3 separate regions of the Homo sapiens genome follow, and all the other regions are linked to region 2. Evidence: read pairs that join two places in POLR2A ChIA-PET (ENCODE). Cell type or tissue: A673. All regions are shown on one strand. Links, peaks and the distances in the headings refer to the core of each region. The heading gives the core; the rest is flanking DNA. Region 1 has its middle 240 kb from the start of METTL4. Region 2 has its middle 43 kb from the start of METTL4. Region 3 overlaps YES1 (YES proto-oncogene 1, Src family tyrosine kinase).

What was found. ChIA-PET counts read pairs that join two places held together with the same protein. Peaks named below come from ENCODE experiments on the same cell type or tissue, not always from the same donor. Only the 100,000 strongest peaks of a DNase experiment are listed, where the experiment ranks them.
Region 1: POLR2A ChIA-PET joins it to region 2 with 5 read pairs; 4 of 35 experiments call an interaction of 5 or more read pairs at or near these places.
Region 3: POLR2A ChIA-PET joins it to region 2 with 6 read pairs; 1 of 35 experiments calls an interaction of 5 or more read pairs at or near these places.

Annotation. Positions count from the first base shown.
Region 1 is chr18:2,327,997-2,334,846 of GRCh38, forward strand. No RefSeq gene overlaps it. Among named protein-coding and RNA genes, the nearest start is that of METTL4, 240 kb to the right of the region's middle. In A673, for the core only: no CTCF peak of the experiment used is centred there; no DNase peak of the experiment used is centred there; H3K27me3 peaks cover 1,652 bases.
Region 2 is chr18:2,525,264-2,532,113 of GRCh38, forward strand. No RefSeq gene overlaps it. Among named protein-coding and RNA genes, the nearest start is that of METTL4, 43 kb to the right of the region's middle. In A673, for the core only: no CTCF peak of the experiment used is centred there; a DNase peak (open chromatin) is centred at 4,138.
Region 3 is chr18:777,729-784,578 of GRCh38, forward strand. All of the region lies in intron 1 of YES1 (YES proto-oncogene 1, Src family tyrosine kinase), which reads right to left. Among named protein-coding and RNA genes, the nearest start is that of YES1, 31 kb to the right of the region's middle. In A673, for the core only: no CTCF peak of the experiment used is centred there; no DNase peak of the experiment used is centred there.

The DNA.
Region 1 (6,850 bases), core at 1,713-4,212, 200 kb before region 2:
AAAATTAGACTGGTGTCATGGTGCGTGCCTGTAATCCCAGCTACTCGGGAGGCTGAGGCATGAGAATCGCTTGAACCCAGGAGGTGGAGGTTGCAGTGAGCTGAGGTTGCACCACTGCACTCCAGCTTGGATGACAGAGTGAGACTCTGTCTAAAAAAAAAAAAAAAGAAAGAAAGAAAAGAAAAAAGAATCTATGTGGTAGTGAGACAGCTGTAGCTCTTCACATACTTTCTGGTTTGAGTCTAGTAGAAGAGAAAAACTCTCTTCCTGAAACCTCAAAAATGTCTCATTGTTTGTTTGCTATTTTCATTCATAAACCAAACATTGTGACCAGGGGAATAACAAAGGCTAACTGATTTAGGCCAACAAGGGCCCATCCGTGGAACTAAGTGTGTGATCCACCTGCATGTGCTGAGAATGAGACTTCTCCAAACAAAAACAAAAATGGGACTCTTCAGAGTGGCTTTCTTCTCTATCTGTTAGCCCTCTGGCTCCTACCTCTGCAACTGGGACCTTGAAAATAGCTAGCATTCCTCCTGAATGGTACAATTCTGCCCCAGAACCTCAGCGAAAAAGCTGAAGATTCTGCTTCTGCAAGAAAAGATACCTTTTGCCAACTGCCTGCCTCACCAGGAATCCATTCCACAAGCCTTCCACTGAGTTCTGCCACACCTTGAAGAGCACTTGTCTTCTGCAAGATCACTGTTAACCCCTGCAGCATTTGCCTCAATCTCTTCGAATTACTAATGGAACAAATCCACATACATTTGGGGGTCTCATTTGGTCTGCTCTGAGGCTGACCCTTGTAAGCCTCAGACACCTTGATTTGAGTCCCCACCGATGTCTTTGTCAGTTTCCACAGTGTGTGTGGGAAAGTCAAATTAGACCTGAACCCAGAACCCCTCCTCTCTGGCTTTCAGTAATGCTGAAGTAAATCACATGATTTATCATTTCCCTGATATTAAAAGTAATCAATGAAAATATACAAATTTGTTAATTTCAACTAATTCAAATTGAGCTTCAGGACTTCTACCCTTTAAAAGAAACACTGACTCTTGGCCAAAAATGCAGAGGTTTTTTGGTGGCTTTAAGGGCATTTCCCCCAACATTGGATATGTAATCTTATTGTTGCAGTAATAACCAGAGTTCTACAAGCAAACTTAGGTCCAAGAGAAAAATATAGACCACAGGCCGGGCGCAGTGGCTCAAGTTTATAACTTCAGCACTTTAGGGAGCCAAGGCAGGTGGATGGCTTTAGCCCAGAAGTTCGAGACCAGCCTGGGCAACATGGTGAAACCCTGTCTACAACAAATAGAAAAGTTAGCTGGGTGTGGTGGTGCGTGCCTGTAGTTGCAGCTACTCAGGAGGCTGAGGTGGGAGGATTGCCTGAGCCCAGCAGGTTAAGGTTGCAGTGAGCCCTGATGGTGCCTCTCAGCCTGGGCAACAGAGTGAGACTCTATCTCAAAAAAAGAGAGAGAGACAGACAGAGAGAGAAATGTACACCCTTAGAACCTAATCAAAGTATAGAACTTAGTTGTATTGCTTAATATGACATAATCAGTCCCACTTAACTTAGTCAGAATATACTGATAGTGAATTAGTTATTTATGCCCAGTTTTTACTTAACAAATGGTTTTATGAAAAAAAAAAAAAGAAACAAAAGCTCAACTCTTAATGCACACCACAGTACTCAGGCCTGTTCAGAAAGGGACAGATAATGAAAAACAGAACATTAAACAGAACCATAGTGTTTTTTCTTTACCACTTCATTTGGTGAGAGAGAATGTACTTGCTTAATGCAATTTGCTGGAGGACAGAAGATACAATACACTTCCTTAGAATGTTTTTGCCTTCCCTCTTGCTGCCTTTCTGCCTTTTGTTTGCTTGCTTACCAGCTCCTGTGGCTGGCTGCTAGACAACCAAATGAGAGCATCAGGCAGGGAATGGTTGTGTTGGCATTAAATCACCTGAAAAAATGTGGTAGATCATGTGATATGAAATGTATACATATATATATTGAACTTGGAAAAACATTATTTTTACTCTGATTTTATTTCTTGAAATCTGATTTTGAAATCAATTTCTGGGCCATTACTTTAAAATGAATTTTCCAAATACAAAAGGCAGATTGTTTCATTCAAAAGTAGGCAATGCAAGAAAGTGTTAAAGAATAATTTCTTACGACCATGGCTAAATGAAGTTTTAAACAAGACTTATGCAATTCTTAAACTTCAGCCGGCTCCCCTACGTATTATTCTTGTTTCATCTTGCTCCCTCACACATCTCTCTCTATAGGGTTTGTTTATGGCTAAATAGCTATTCCACAGTCTCAAGCTCCTTAGACATTTCTGCTATTGCTTTGTAAAATCACCCTTTGCTCCAAAGGAACCATGCATTTGTTATGGGGACCCTAAAGAGTCTACAGTTGGCAAGTGGCAGCAGATCCCAGCTGCTGACACTTCCAAACTATAATTGTCATCATAGCATTACTTCAGCTTCTCACATCTAAATGCATTTCTAATTCCCTCTCTTTGTCTCTCATCCCACCTCCCTTTCTCCCAAAGGATTGCCTTCCTCTAATAGCAGTCTTGGAATTATCATCTGCTATTCTCTCGTGACATGCACAGAATACACAAAATTTATAATTTATGAATGGAAACATCTCCAAAGACTGAATGGAACACCAAGGGTAATCCAGGTTTCACATCTGTAAAGCGGGTTAGAAAATCTCATCCCCTTCTGTTCCTCTGGTTGGTGTGAGTGCAGCAGCCAGCCCTGCCACTCTACCAAGTGACAACTGACTTTACTGATCATTTGAGTTTACTGCCAAGGCAGGAAAATCCAGTCAAAGCTTTCAAAAGGTCTGAGCATCCACGAAGGATTTTTGGAGGAGCAAGGGTATTTATTATATGACCTCACCTGTCTTTAAAGTGATTGACAGTCCATAAAATTGAGTTGTCTCCACAAGCTCATTCATAATCCATGCCACATCTTTTGGTACCGTCAGATAAAGTTGTCAGCACATAGTAATTCACAAGTGGCTGTCTCAAATTCTTTGTTGGAGAATATATAAAGCACCTTCCCCCCAAATATCTCAAGGAATTGCTTAGAGGATCTGAAGTATATCCTACCATTAGTATTTAAGTCAAATGTTACCTCTTCATTTGCAGGAGGACATAATATACACTGGTGGAAATTTTAAGCTCATTTAACAGCCATGATTCACATTATTAATGATGCAAATTGATCATATTACAAACCATAAATACAAAATTCCCTTCCATGCTATTCTTAGACAATCTCTAGGTGCAGATTTTTTTTAAAAAAGTAAACTGAGACAAGCAAGATTTTTTTTTTACCAGTCCCAGTTCATAAAAATTAGTAATGAAATTAGAAAGATAATTGTGAGGTTGGGATTCAGCTAATAATTAGGAATTCTTAAGGACTGACTCATTCTTCGAAAGTTAAATGGTTTAATAGTCCATCAATAGTCCAACTATTGTCCATCCATATTTTATCTATTAATTGTCAATGGTAAATTAAAACAATAATTAGAAGCATTCCCAAGGACTTAAAAGTGACAGAAATTTGATTGCAGCAAAGCTGGTAAACACACACACAATTAGAGGAATGCACTTCAAGACAGCTCCTCTGAGAGTAATCCAGATATTGGATAATTGGATAACCAGAGGATTTGCAAATACCTAACACGCAATCCAAACAGACTGGATGAAATAGCATAGCGAATGGATTAGAACATGTTTAAAAGTAAATAAACAGAAACAACCCATACTGTTGTAATTTACGTGGAGGAAGACTCTAAAAACAAAATCGCAATGGTGAGCTTGGAACCTAGAAATGGGAAGTGGAAGAAATGAGACCTTGGCAATATTTATCTGGCACTGCCCTGGGAGAAGAAGACTAAATCCAGGAAAATCAAATTTCCCTAGCGAGACAACATGGCTTTTCAAGAATGTCAGCTTTGGACTCCCACCACCCCAGTTTGAATCCAGCCCCCGAGACTTGCCAGTCTCATAACTTTAGGAGATTAACTTACACTCTGGCTCCTCCGCTTTCTCACCTGCTTAGTGTTCAGCAGACTTTCTTTTGGCAGCAGTGAGACATTACTTTGCAAATTAGTGGGTCTGCATCTTCCTATTTGTCAGTGATTTATCGGTTACTTCAATTGTCTTAGCTTTGGCTCTTCTTGGCTGTGTTCACCATGGCCTACACTCAGAGACTTTTCAGCCGTATGCTATTTGGGGACTTTTCAGGGGTTATGATTACTGGGAAGCTAATAGCAGTATTCCTCAGACATTCCTTTTTACATATAACAGTAAGTATTAATTAACTGCCTGAGTTTACAAGGACTAAAATATGATCCTTATTTTACTAGGGACTTGCAACCTAATTTACAAACAACTGTCATAGTTGTTTCAACCCCAAAGTGTTTGTGGTGGGAAGTGCAGTTAAAAGAGTTAAACTAAGTGAACAAGAGCCACCATAGAAGTTGGCTGTCACCCACCTAGTATGGAAGAGTGAGAAAAGAGTCTAAGTCCATATATTATAGTTCAAAGAGTGTTAGGAAATATCAACTCAAAAAGAAAAAAAAAAACTAACAAAAGTGAAAAACTGTTACAGGGTAAAATGAATAAAGGAACAATACCAACGTTTCAAAACGACTAAGTCTTTAAAAATCAAGTGGATCATCAGAGCTGGAATATGGCAACCTAAAGAAAATTCACAGAGCCTAGGAACTGGACAACAGTCCCCTAGGAAGAGGCCAGCATGATCCAGGTGCCCAGGTCAAGTTCCCCGGTCTGGAGACTAAGATACAGAGCCAGATTCCAAGCTTCAAGGGAGCTATTTACAGGTGAGATTTAGTAACAAGGTCACTTGAACATACCAGGTACAACAATTCCAAGGTGACCCCAAGAACCATCAGCCCCATGATGGGTGGTTAGCTGACTATTACCCAGGAAAACTTGAGTCTGGAAAGAAATGGTATTCATGCATCCACAAGTCATTAATGCATGCATTCAGTCATTCATTGACACTCAAACTCTCTATTGAGAATCTGCTAATAGAGAAGAATTTGTTCTCCCTCACTCCTGGTTCTCATGAGGAGGGATTTTCCCAAAGCACATTCCTAAATTCCCTCTAATTTCCTTTGCTCACTCCATCCCTGGGAGGTGGAGGGACTTAGCTAATTAATTAACTTGGGAAGAATAAACAGCCATGCTTTGCTCCACTCTGCCTATTTTTCTTTCAGGAATGAGATTAGCAGGCCTATCTGCTTCTCACCCTTCACTATGACCTACAATTTAGCCTCTGGTAATACTAAAATTTTCTTACACTTCACTTTATGTCTCAATTTGTTTAGAATTCTTGGAGGGAAGAGATGTACTTAATATGTACAAAATGTTGCAAACACTGCTCTGGGCACTGAATACATATTTATCCACTTCACAGTTCTGCATGGAGTTTAGAGTGCAATGAGTTTGAGCTGCATTCTGAAATTGGAACAAGTAAAGAGATAAGCATTCTACAAAAAACAAGGCTGTGGGCAGTCTCAAAGTTGGCAGTGCTCATTATGCAAATAGGAATTGATCAATAAGGCTCACTGCAGAAGCAAGAGAATCCTTCTCCCTACCTTCAGCTCTCCTTTCCTGGAGTGGATTAGGAGATTAAAGAACCTCTGAGGGGCACAGTGGCTCATGTCTGTCATCCCAGCAATTTGGGAGGCTGGGGCAGGAAGGTCACTTGAGCCCGGGAGACCACAATCAGCCGGGGAAACATAGTGAGACCCCACCTCTACAAAAACTTTGAAAAATTACCCAGGCAAATATATATATATATTTACATATGCATATGTAGTCCCAGCTATTCAGGAGGCTAGATAGGAGGATCTCTTGAGCCCAGGAGGTTGAGGCTGCAGTGAGCCATGATTGCACCACTGCACTCCGGCCTGCGTGACAGAGAAAGACCCTGTCTCAAAATAAATAAATAAAATAAAAGAACCTCTGTGTTTATCCATGTAAATGTGTACCCATTCTTTTTATTTTGGATACTCTCAATAATGGCCACAACACCAAATTTGAACCTCAGGGGTAAATAAAGTATCCCAATTCTCTAGAATCCCCACCCTTCTCTACTCTTCATGGACCGACCTAATGGCCCAGAATATCTTGAGATTCATTTCTATAAACAGAATTCTCTTTTTCTATAGAGAATGTTATTAAATGGTTTGCCCATGGCCTTAGCTATTTAAAAATTATCTATGCTCAAAATATATTTCTCCTTGAGGCGAAGAAGACACCACCCCATCACAATCTAGCTAACTTTATTACACTGTCTTATAAAATGCATTGTCCAGAAGTTCTAAAATCCCTACTTCTCCTCACCTTATGAAGGAAAAACATATAGGGAATATTTCTGGGAAGAAGATTTGTTACTTTTAAATTACAAGTATTTCTGAGAACCAGTGCTGTAGGTTTAAAAACCACAAGTTCCCTGCAAAAATCCAAACAATTATCCTCAAAAATGTATCTGTTAGTACTGCATTACAAAAAAATCATCACTGTAAAATCTCTTATATCCCTCGCACAGTGCAAGGTGGGAGCTTGATAGGAATTAAACAATTTAAGACACTTTACAAATGAAGTCTTTATACGTGGTATTTGGTTCGAATGATCCTCAGAAATCTTTTTTTCAATATGTGACTGAAAGCATATGTTGTATTTAATTATATAAAATATAATTATGGTATTGTAGGTAGAGAAGACTGATTATAAGACAGTAAGATTTCATTTTTCTTTATACATATTGTTTAAACATATTTTTTAAAAAA
Region 2 (6,850 bases), core at 2,696-5,195:
CAGAGCACATGTTTACCTACGTGACAAACTTGCACATCCTGCACATGTACCCTAGAACTTAAAAAAATAAAATAAATATTAAAAACTAAAAAAGAAAGAATAGCCTTCCAATATATATGCGTATATCAATAATGGTGGTGATCTTAGCCAAGGGAAGACTAAAACACAGGAATCTTCCTGCATCTATCATCATTATTTTGGCCTCAAGACAATCAATTTCAATTCTGATATCAATGTAAAATTATTAATTTACATGTCATTGCAGATAATGCAAAAGCAAAGCTAATCCACTCAGGTGAATCAGAATCTCATTTTCAGCACTGAAGGTCCCTATGCTCACATGTCTGCTCCAATTTTTCAACTAAAAAGTTTTTCTTCAATTTAGAATATACTGTCTTTAAAGTTTCTATCAATCTAAGGCACTCAAAAAAGGAAAAGTTCATTGAGATGGTATGGCAAATGAGAAAGAATGAAGTGACGACAAAATGCAAGAGCTGAAGGACTCATAGAAAATGAGAAAATGAGGCCAGGCACAGTGGCTGACGCCTGTAATCCCAGCACTTTGGGTGGCCAACGTGGATGGATCACCTGAGGTCAGAAGTTCGAGACCAGCCTGACCAACATGGAGAAACCCTGTCTCTACTAAAAATACAAAATTAGCCAGGCATGGTGGCGCATGCCTGTAATCCCAGCTACTCGGAAGGCTGAGGCAGGAGAATCGCCTGAACCTGGGAGGTGGAGGTTGCGGTGAGCCAAGATTGTGCCATCGCACTCCAGCCTGGGCAACAAGAGTGAAACTCTGTCTCAAAAACAAAAAAGAAAAAGAAAATGAGAAAATGAATAAAGGTTGAAAATTACAAATATAATTTAGATAAGATAATCCTTTGTAATTATAGCTACACTTTGGGAATTTTATGTAACACAATAAGAGCTTTATTATTCCACAGATATCCTGCCTATTCACAGTCATCATTTTATTGATCCTCAGATAATAATGCTTCTTACTGCAGTTTCAAAGGAACTGGATGATTTTATCCACTTGTCACCTTCATCAAGACAGAAAATACTTCCTGTTCTCAGTTGGTCTCAAGAAATATGTGAAAGTTCTCAAGATTATAAATTAGTGATTTCTGCAGGTTGGCACTTCATAGATGGCTATGCAGTAAGAGCCATAACAGCATGTACCATCTGCTGTGATCTGAATGTGTCCCTCCAAAATGTGTATCTTGAAACCTAATCCACATTGTGTTAGCATTAAAAGGTACGGCCTTCCAGAAGTGATTGAGTCACGAGGGCTCCTCCCTCATGAATGGGATTACTGCCCTTATAAAGGAGGTTGAAGGGAACTCCCTTGTCCCTTCCACCATGCAAGGATGAGATGAGAAGCTGCTGTCCATGAGTGACAAGCCCTCTCCAGATATCAAATCTGGATCTTGGATTTCCCAGCCTCCAGACTGTAAGAAAATAATTTCTGTTGTTTTTAAATTAATTATTCTAAGATATTTTTGTGATAGCAACACAAATGGACTAAAACACCATCTCAGTCTAGACATCAGAAAACAAATAAGTATATGCTGATTCATTTTCATATTTATAAACAGAAAGTACAAAACTTTATGCTAAAAGCATATCCTGTCATTACTTACAGCAGCATCACATAGTACGGAATAAGAATGACTGTAGATAGTGGCCATTAAAGGGTTTAAAATCTTCTCTCCCTAGCTTTGAATCCTAGATCTGCCACTTACTAGCTGTGTGACCTTGAACAAGTACTATTATTTTTAATTTTTTAAAACTTTTCTTCCTCTCCTCACAGAACTTTCACTTTAATTGGTAAGTGTTAAATATCTTTGGATCTCCCTTTCACCATCTGTAAAATAGCTACTTTTCAAGGTTGCTGTGAGATTTATAAATAATAATGTAGGGGGTATATCTCTTATTTTTAAACTAGCTTTCTTTATAAACATAAAATATTTATAAAACTAAAGGTTGGAAAACACTTGTATAGTACTTAAGAGGACAAAATGATATTCATGTTTCTGTGTTGAAACAGGTTACTTTTATGTTAGGTTAAGACAATCCCAGTTGGGTTATGTTTCCAAGCAATTTCACCCCTAAAATGTATAAACAAAGTGTTTCACTTTTCACCTGAAATGTCACTTCTACCATTAAATGCCCCTTCCTTTCAAAAGAACTTTCATGATGTAGTTGAAAGTGATGGGTCGGGTGTGGTGGCTCACGCCTATAATCCCAGCACTTTGGGAGGCCGAGGCAGGCGTATCACCTGAGGTCAGGAGTTCGAGATCACCCTGGCTAACACGGCGAAACCCGCTCTCTACTAAAAACACAAAAATTAGCTGGGTGTGGTGGTGGACACTGGTAATCCCAGCTACTTGGGAGGCTGAGGCAGGAGAGAATTGCTTGAACCCGGGAGGCAGAGGTTGCAGCAAGCCAAGATCACACCACTGCACTCCAGCCTGGGCGATAGAGGGACATGCTGTCTCAAAAAAAAAAAAAAAAGTGATGTAACCTAGGCATTGAAAGCCTGGAGTTGAAACTTCATTACTTGTTAGCTCTATAAACTACAGTCAATGACTTCATTTCTCCAAATTCCAATTTTCTCAACTATAAAGTCTATACAATAACCTCCAATCCAGTCTATCTCAAGGAATTATAAGGAAAAATGCATAATTTATAGAATAGTTCTTTTAACCAGTAAGGGCATCAATATTTCCACAACCGAAAAATACTCAGCGAATACATTGATAAAATACGCAGGTTATTTCATGAAACCTTTACATTGCCATCTTTAAGACAATAATAATAATGGTACTTTGCCTTTTCTTAGTGAAGTAAATTTAGCAATGCAATTTTTTAGTAACGGCAAGAGTATTTGACTTGAAATTAAGAGATTTAGATTAATTTCCATTAGCCATTTAATATGCAATAGTGCTTTGTTCACTTTAATGTACAAATAATGTACAATAAAAAGTTATCCACTTATTTATGTGTTCAACTAGTATTTTTTAAACACCTACTATGTGCCAACACTGGTCTAGGCCTAAGGGTAGAGCAAAAAACAAAATACTGTTGTTTTTTTAAAAAGATTCAGGGGATACATGTGTAGATTTGTTACATGCATGTATTGTGTAATGGTGAGGTTTGAGCTTCTAATGGACCCGTTATCCAAACAGTGAATGCTGTACCCAATATGTAATTTTTCAATCCTTGACACCCCCATCCCTCCCCCCAGGACTGTTCATTTGAAGGAGACAGTGCAGCCTCTGATTTTGATACTCAAAACTATCATATGAGGTGAGCAGGTGAGGCTCAGAGATGTCAGTAGGCTTTACTAGGATCAATAATAAATTGTGGCAACTTCAATCCAGTTCTGATTCTTAACACAGTTATTCCACTATACTATTTTCTCTCTGAATAGGTATGCCTGATTCTTTAAAGAATAGCACTCTACTCAATTAGATTATACTATCCCTGGATGATCAAAACCCAGTTAGAGAAAAAGGCACTTATTCCCATAAGTTCTTCCAAGAACTACATTGCTTTATCTGCAATGAAATGGCAAGACTTATTCAAGAAGCTGTTTCCAGTTATTGGCCCATTTTCCAGCCCATTCTTTATAATAAGCCTCCTTAAAAGAGTGATTTATATTCATTCTCTTCATCTTCCTTCCCTCTATTGTCTCTTTAATTCACTCTAGTTAGGCTTTTATCCCACTCTTCCAGTAAAATCACTCGTGTCAAGGTGACCAATAACGTCTCTCTTGCCAAATCTGATGGGCATTCATCTTACGCCAAACATATGCAGCATTGACACAGTTGATTACCTCCTCTTTGTTTAAGCATTTTCTTCAATTGGCTTCAGAAATTTCCATCTGTTTCTTGCCCTCCCATATACCCTTCCTTTTCCATCGTCCCATCTTTTCGCATCTTCTCTTTCTAACTTCCTTACCTGGGGTGGAAGAATTAGTGGCAGGCAGAGGTGGAGGGGTGAAGAGAAAGTATGTGAAGCATCTTGGCAGCCTGCCTACTGGTGTCCAAGGATGTGGGACATGAAGCAATGAGTGAGGGGCGCTACGTCAAGCATGTTTTCAGCATACCTAACAGCACCCAAGAATGCAGGGCCCTGCAGGAGGCAGGAAGGATGATCTCACAGCAGCTACCCGCACAAAGGCACACTGGCAATTTTCCGCAGATTGAGCTACAGATTCCATTTATCTCCGATCAAAACCCAGGAGGCTTTTTTATAGACACTGACAATCTGATCCTAAAATTTATGAGGAAGTTCAAAGTACCTACAATAGCCAAAATGACTTTGAAAAAGAAAAAGAAAGTTTATGGACTTATCCTATCTGATTTCAAGGCTTACTATATAACAGGAGTAATCAAGACTCTGGTGTTGAAAGACATATAAATTAATGGATTAGAATAGAGAACTCAGAAATAAATCCACACAATCATAAGCAAAAAAAAAAAAGAAAAAAAAGAATGACTAGGCGCAGTGGCTCATGCCTCTAATCTCAGCACTTTGGGAGGCCGAGGTGGGCAGATCACCTGAGGTCAGGAGTTTGAGACCAGCCTGGCCAACATGGAGAAACCCCAACTCTACTAAAGATACAAAAATTAGCCGGGCGTGGTGGCGCATGCCTGTAATTCCAGCTACTTGGGAGGCTGAGGCAGAAGAATCGCTTGAACCTGGGAGGTGGATGTTGCAGTGAGCTGAGATCGCACCTTTGCACTCCCGCCTGGGCTACAAGAGCGAAACTCCATCTCAAAACAAACAAAAACAAGAGAACCTAGACTTAAACCTCACACCTCATACAAAAATAATTCAAAATTATTATGGATTTAAATATAAAACATGAAATGTTTATAAAATAGGAGAAAATATTGATGACCTAAGGATAGGCAAAGAGTTCTTAGACTTAACACCAAAAATATAATCAATAAAAGGAGAAATTCATGAATTGGACTTCATTGAAATTAAAATCTTTATTCTGTGAAAGACCCTATGGGTTGCACATGGTGGCTCACGCCTGTAATCCCAGCACTGTGAGAGGCCAAGGCAGGCGAATCACGACGTCAGGAGATGGAGACCATGCTGGCTAACACAGTGAAATCCTGTCTCTACTAAAAAATACAAAAAATTAGCCAGGTGTGCTGGCGGGCACCTGAAGTCCCAGCTACTCAGGAGGCTAAGGCAGGAGAACGGCGTGAACCCTGTAGGGGCGCTTGCAGTGAGCCGAGATGCGCCACTGCATTCCAGCCCGGGTGACAGAGCGAGACTCCGTCTCAAAAAAAAAAAAGAAAGAAAGAAAGACTCCATGAAGAGGATGTAAAATTGGTGAAATCGGAATAACTTCTGTGGGTGATACCAATGTGTATTTCCCAACTTTGATATTGTACAATGGTTATACAAGATGTTACCATGAAGAGAAACTAGATAAAGCAAGACCTCTCTGTATGTACAGTATTTCTCCAACTTCCTGTGAATCTATCGTTATTTCAAAATAAAACTTTAAAGCAAACAAAAGACATTGTTGTGAACATTAAAAGGCAAGTCTGAGGCTAAGAGAAAATATTTGCAAAACCGATTAACTAGAGAATTTCATCAAGTACATATAAAGAGTACTTACAATTCAAAAATATAAAAACCGAATAAAACACAGGCAAAGATTTGAACAGATTCTTCCCCAAAAATACACAGATGTTAAATAAGTACATGAAAGGGTGCTCAAAATCATTCTCACTAGGGAAATGCAAATTAAAACCACAATGAGATATTACTCCCTCTAGTAGCTAAAATGTAAAAGACTGACCATTGTAAGTGTCGACAAGACTGTGAAGGAACAAGAGAGTTCTCATTCACTGCTTGCAGGGAATATAAAATAGTACAACCACTATGAAAAACTCTCTGGCCTTTTTTTTTTTTTTGGAGATGGAGTCTCACTCTGTCACCCAGGCTGGAGTGCAGTGACATGATCTTGGCTCACTGCAACCTCTAACTCTAGCCATTTCTTTAAATGTTAAACGTGCATCCTTCGAGCTGGAGCTGCAAGGTAAAAATTAAAAAAAAAAAAAAATTTAAGGCTGGCCACAGTGACTCATGTCTGTAACTCCAACATTTTGGGAGGCCGAGGCAGGCAGATAACTTGAGGTCAGGAGTTCAAGACCAACCTGGCCAACATGAAATGCCATCTCTACTAAAAATACAAAAATTAGCCAGGCATGGTGGCAGGTGCCTATAATCCCAGCCACGTGGGAGGCTGAGGCAGGAGAATCACTTGAACCCAGGAGGCAGAGGTTGCAGTGAGCTGAGATTGTGCCGCTGTACTGCACTCCAGCCTGGGCAACAGAGCGAGACTCCATCTCAAAAGAAAAAAAAAAACTGTTTAAACTTAGACCTACCATATAACTTGACATTCCACTCTGAGGTATGTACCCAAGAGAAATGAAAGTATAGAGTCACACAAAAACATACACATGACTATTCTTAGACACTTTATTTATAATAGCCCCAGACTAGAACACAAATGTCCATCAACAAAATTAAAGTAGAAAAATTCTCAGAATGGCCCACATCTTAATCCCCTCCCCTTTGATTTGGGTAGAACCTGTGACTATGAAGAAATATCACTCTCATGATTATGTTACCATATATGGCAAAAACGAGATTATCTGATGGGCCCAATCTAGTCACAAAAGCTCTTTAAAAATGGAGCATTTTCTCTGGCTGATAGCAGAAGGCAAGTCAGAGAGATTGGAAGCACAAGAAGAATTTGATACACTCTTAATGACTCTGAAGATGGAGGGGGCACAGCCTCCAGTTGCTG
Region 3 (6,850 bases), core at 1,919-4,418, 1.7 Mb before region 2:
CCCAGGAGGCGGAGGTTGCAATGAGCTGAGATCACGCCATTACACTCCAGCCTGGACAACAGAGTGAGACTCTGGCTTAAAAAAAAAAAAAAAAAAAATTAAAAAAAGAATTACCTATATCAGAACATACTTTATAGCAGCATGTTTAGTAAAGCTATAACAAATTTGAAATAAGTTTATAATGTATCTGGCTCAATCATTAACAGTTAACACATTATTATGTTGTACACACACATTATGTTGTACAGTGTTACACTGTTAAAGTATTTTGCTTTAATACAATTTTACACTTTGACAGTGCTTTATGTCTTCAAAGCTCTTTGTTATTATTATTTAATTTGATCCCAAAATAATCCCAATATGTTACCAGGACAAGTAGGCATAATCTCTACATTTTACATTTGAAGAAACTGAAATGGAGAGAGGTTATTACATGCCTTGCTCAAGGACAGGGGGCTAAAAGTAGGCAAAACTAGGAACCAGGTCTTCTGACTTCTATACTGCATTCTTTCTACTACCCATACGATCTTCAGGGAAGCCTTGTGTATAGCATTCTTTGTTCATTGGTAAGTTATTAAATATTAGCCCTTTAGAAAATGTAACAAACATGATAACATTATTTACAGCCAAATCCACTGCTCAACCTATGGCACAATCTACTAACTTTGGAAACAGCACCCTGCCTGTCAGCATGACAATGTTGCCTTATTATTAGTAACAGTGACTAAAAATTTTCAAATGATTTAACACATTTCTGAACCTCTTAAAAAATTAAATGTACATTATTCCTATAAATGAACTCTAATAAGTTAACTAATTGTGACATTACATGCTCTATCTAGTTTGGAAGGAATAGCCCTAGTCTGGCATTTTGCCCAGATGGCTCCAATTTACATACAAGTTTTAAATCTTTAGGAAATCCTAGAAAAATAAATTTAGAGACTTAACTTCATAAAACATGAACAATTTCCATAGGTCACGGTGTTCTACAGGCCGTAGTCTATGATTTTTCTCTTTCATTTATAAATCCCCTCCCTTAAGCATAAAGCACAAAGGATAGGCAGGACCATAAAAGAGAAAACATAGGCAGAGAGAAGGAAGCAGCAGACTACTAAAGGGCATACACTTTGTCTTGTAAAAGCAAACAAAGAACTCCATTTTCCAAGAGTCGAAGGAGAAAAGAAATGTTAGCAATGGACAACTGATCTTGCAGGGGTCGGTAATGGTACCAATTTTTTACCATCTTTTTCTTTTTTCTGCCTTTTAGATATACAAACAATTGACCTTAAAGTAACCCAACTCCTTCTAAATTCCTGGAACCTCGTAGTTTCTTTAATGAAGTCTGATATAGGATCAGCCATGAGAAGAGCCTGATGTAAAGAATATGTAAGGAATTTTATGGATGGGGGCAGTGGCTGATCCCAGCAGTTTGGGAGGCTGAGGTGGGAGAATCACTTGAGTCCAGCAGTTCAGGACCAGCCTGGGCAACAAAAGGAGACCCCCGTCCCGGCAAAAAATTTTTTAAATCAGCCAAGCATGGTGGTACACACCTGTAGTCCTGGCTACTCAGAAGGCTGAGGTGGGAGGACAGCTTGAGCCTGGGAGGTCAAGGCTGCGGTAAGTTATGATCGCACCACTGCACTCCAGCCTCGGAGACAGAGTGAGACCCTGTCTCAAAAAAAAAAAAAAAAGAAAGAAAGAAATGTATAGAATAATTTTTTTTGTTATAGATTATAGTAACAAAAATAACTTACAAATTAAAGCCTCAAGATTTTTAAAAAATGTATTAAATTCAACACAGAACAGATCTGAATTATGCAGATCCCAGGTAACAGTTAATTACTTTCAGCCACCTTAGGCAATTATTAAAGGCAGTTTGTTGGCAGAAAGGCACCTATCAAGTACTATTATGTATCATTCCCTCTACAAATCCAGTCAACTCAAAAAATAAGCTGACCATATACCTATCTCAAGAATCTTTATTCTCTCAGATTTTCACACCTTACTTCCAGTCTTTTGTCAAGATTTTTGACCAGCAAATTACAGTAAACAATTAGATACCACTTTCAAGCCCTTATGTCAATTAAATGCTCCTCAGGCACTGCACGTACTCTTCTTTAATTGGGGTTTTAAACTTTAAAAACATCATCCACTTGTTTCTATAACAATGTATGTAGTCCTTTTTTTTTTTTTTTCTTAAATCTCTTTAAGAGAGACTAAAGAGGCTGGGTGCAGTGGCTCACGCCTGTAATCCCAGCACTTTGGGAGGCTGAGGAGGGTAGATTACCTGAGGTCAGGAGTTCGAAACCAGCCTGGCCAACATGGTGAAAGCTTGTCTCTACTAAAAATACAAAAATTAGCCAGGCGCTGTGGCACGCACCTGCTACTTGGGAGGATAAGGCAGGAGAATCACTTGAACCAGGGAGGTGGGGGTCACAGTTAGCCAAGATCATGCCACTGCCCTCTGCACTCCAGCTTGGGCGACAGAATGAGACTTTGTCTCCAAAACAAAAACAAAAACACAAACTTAATCTCCAGTGTGGCAGTATTGAAAGGGAGGCCTTTAAGAGGTGATTGGATCATGAGGACTCCACCCTTATTAATAAATTAATCCATGTATGGATTACTAAAGGATAAATGGATTCATGGGTCATCATGGGAGTACAACTGGTGGCTTTATAAGAGGAAGAGAGATCTTAGCTTAGCACAATAGCACACTCAGCCCCCTCACCATGTGATATCCTCCACCACCTAAGGATTCTGTAGACAAGAGTCCTACCAGCAAGAAAGCCCTTCTCATATGCCACCCCATGACCTTGGACTTCTCTGCCTCCAGATCTGTAAGAAATAAATTCCTTTTCTTTATAAATTAGCCAGTTTCAAGTATTCTGAAAATGGACTAAGATACCTTCCTGTGCCCTATATGGCCAATTGGTCACCAGGACCTGACCATACTGCCCTGTAATCTCTAGAATTCTTCCATTTCTCCCCCAACTACTTACTTGTTCTATAGGGTTGCCTATACTTCCCTTGAAACTTCCCTTGACTACTAATTATTTACGGTCTGGATTATTGCAAAAGCCTCTTTAACTGACTTCCATCCTTCTACAGTGTTAATTCTCCAATCCTTCCTGGCTATAATGTGAAAAATGTTTGTGTTCTCTAGAAAAGAAAGTCTAATTATGAGCCTTTGATGGTCCAGCCCCCTCTTTCTCCCAATATAAAGTCCAAACTCCTTAACATAAAATAGAAGACCTTGGCCAGGGGCGGTGGCTCACGCCTTCAATCCCAGCACTTTGGGGCCCGAGGTGGGTGGATCACCTGAGGTCAGGAGTTTGAAACCAGCCTGGCCAACATGGTGAAACCCCGTTTCTACTAAAAATACAAAAAATTAACTGGGAGTGGTGGCAGGCACCTATAATCCCAGCTACTCAGGAGGCTGAGGCAGAAGAATTGCTTGAACCTGGGAGATGGAGGTTGCAGTGAGCCGAGATCGCGCCATTGCACTGCAGCCTGGGGGACGAGAGTGAAACTCTGTCTCAAAAAAAAAAAAAAAAATAAGAGGGCCTTGTATGATTTGCTTAATTTACCTCTCTTGGCTCTTGATTTCTTTTAGATCCTCAAATGTACCATACTGTTTTCATAAACGCTTGGCACAACCTCCCTCTTTCCTTACGCTTGGCTTGTGACTACTCAACCTTCAGGTCTTAGCTTAAACGTTCAAGGAATCTTCCTTGATCTCCCATGTGCTCACACAGTACATTTTATTCCTGCCCCCACACCATTTATGACACTGAATTGTCACTGCCTGTTTATTTCTATCCTTCTCTGAGCTACAAACTTTGAGACAAGAAAAATTTCTCTCTTGTAGCTTAGCCTAGTGTTGGCTCATAGCTGATGCCCAATGAATATTTTTACAGATCATGAATACAAACTGACTTTGGAGTCAGACACACATTTCAATTCTGGTTCTGTCACTTATTAGCTACTGTGATCCTTGATCAAATTACTTTATCTTTCCTAAGACTGAATTTCCTTTTTTTTTTGGAGGAATAATACCTATCTTGCAAGGTTGTAAGAATTAACTGATATCATATGCAAAGCAATCATAGCACATACCCGAATGACAGCAGTGTTTGCCTTGGTTAAGACTTATGGCTTCAAGGACAGAATCTGACTAGAGGTAGCTTAAGCAAAAAGGGGATTTTTTATAAACATTATCGGAGTGCCTCATGGAATTCAGGGTCATAAGAGAAACTAGAACCAGCAACCCATGTTCTGGAAATTTGGTTCATTTCTTCTCTGTTTCTCCTGGTCTTTCCATCACTTCCCTTGCTTCCCCATTTTCTCTCCTCTCCCCAACTACCTGGTCCCTCTCTCCACCCCACTCCCATCTCTCCTTCACCACCTCCATGTGTTTTATCTTAGTCTCTCTTCATCTTTCATCTTTGCTACTATGCTCATGTGCTTCATTCTTCTCTCCTGTGGCACAATGGCCTTTTCGGCTCTTCATAAGGTAAAACATGGCTGGCAATAGTCCCAGAGTTAGTATTTTCATTTTAGAGCTAGGCTGAGGAACCATAAAATATCAATTCCTAATTCCTAAAGGACCCTGGCCCAGCTTGGATCAGCCGCCTCCCTCTGGGTCAGCCCTCTCCAGCCAAGAGGCAGGGTCACTGATGGAACATGGCAGATCCCACCTGAACCATGAGATGATAGGAAAGGTCCTAGAAAATGAGACAGTCTGGGCAATCAAAATACTTAGGGCTCACTACTCCATCTACTCAGTAAAGGCTATTAACATTTCAAGAGAATTGTTTTACTTAAGTGAATTAGCTGTAATAAAAATATATTATTAATTAGTCACAAGTTTAAAGTTACACATCTATGATTTTAAATCTTATATGAATGGGAAATGTGTGACATCAATATAAAACATGTAAAAAGGATTATTTTTTCTTTCTAATTTTAACTTTCTGAATTTTACATAGAGTCTCGTTCTGTCACCCAGGTTGGAGTGCAGCGGCACAATCTCGGCTCACTGCAACCTCCACCTCCTGGGTTCAAGTGATTCTTGTGCCTCAGGCTCCCAAGCACCTGGGATTACTGGTGTGCACCACCATGCCCGGCTAATTTTTGTATTTTTAGTAGAGACAGGGTTTCGCCATATTAGCCACTCCTAACCTGAAGTGATCCACCTGTCTTGGCCTCCCGAAGTGCTGCGATTACAGGCGTGAGCCATCACGCTCGGCTAACTTTCTGAATTTCTGATCTCAATAGCTAATGCTGCAAACAGACTACAAAGGTTAACTTTTTTTTTTTTAAGAAAAGTATGTAAAGATATCCTAAGAATATTTTTAAAAATTATATAGCCACTAGGTTTGGTGGCACATGTCTGTAAGTCCCAGCTACTCAGGAGGCCAAGGCAGAGGATCACTTGAGCCCAGGAATTTGAGTCTGCCTGGGCAAAATAGCTAGACCCCATCTCTTAAAAAATAAATAAATAAAACATTATACTGCATATTTTAGCTACAGACCCAAAGAGAAAGTTGAGAAAATATCTCAAATATACATTTAAAAACTCAAACTAGTACATCCTAAATGTCTTCTCAAAATCTTGTTCCAAACTGAACAGAAAACTCTTCTTGGTTATGTAGGGGAAACACACACACACACACACACACGGAAAAAATAATCACATAACCTATAGCTCTAAAGGAATTAATATGAATGCAATGTTATAACAAAATTGAATCTGAAAGCTCAATTGAGTTGAATTGGAAAAACCAGGAGAAAAAAGTGAGAAGTCTGTAAGCTCATAGCGTATCTGCTTCCCATTCCCTACCCCCAACAGATTTTTCTAAGCTTCTACATGTATCAATTTTTCTCTTTTTTTTTTTTTTTTGAAACAGAGTTTCACTCCTGTTGCCCAGGCTGGAGTGCAATGGTGCAATCTCAGCTCAATGCAACCTTGCATCCCAGGTTCAAGCAATTCTCCTGCTTCAGCCACCCAAGTAGCTGGGATTACAGGCGCTGCCACCATGCCCAGCTAATTTTTGTATTTTTAGTAGAAACGGGTTTCACCATGTTGGCCAGGCTAGTCTTGAACGCCTGACATCAGGTGATCCACCTGGCTCAGCCTCCCAAAGTGCTGGGATTACAGGTGTGAACCACCGCACCTAGCTCATTAATTTTTCATGTTATTAATATTTGTAACATGCAATAAACACTAAAAGCTTTTTTGTTTTGAGGATAATTAGAAAAATCCATTTCCTTACATTAAGCAAAACAGGCATAATACGACGGAATTTCCCCAAATTTCATACTGGCAAAAAAATATTCATTTTAACACACATGTTGTCATACATATGGCCAAACTTTTCTTGTAATTTTAAATGTCCATGGGACAGTTACTAAATAAAATGTCTAATTTATTCTCATATTTAAGAAGAATTAAGATGAATAATTATTGTTTTCATTACAAGTTTTCTATATGCTCACCATATTAAAATATAAATAATAAAGATGTATCTAAGTGTGTACATTGGATGCACTAACTGATTTAATCCAGGCAATAACCACTGAAGATATGTGTTGTTATTATCTCTGTTTTACAGATGAGGAAACTAAGGCTGGAGACGTTAAATAGGTTTTGGTTCTATGTCACAAAACTAGTAAGTGACAGAGCCAGAAGCTGAGAATGAACTCAGAATATTTCAGCTCAGTGTCTATTAATTATTGCTGCTACAACAAATTACCACAAATTTAGTGGCTTAAAACAATACAAACGTATTTATCTTACAGTTCAGAAGTCTGACGCCGGTGTCCCTGGACTAAAATCAAGGTGTCA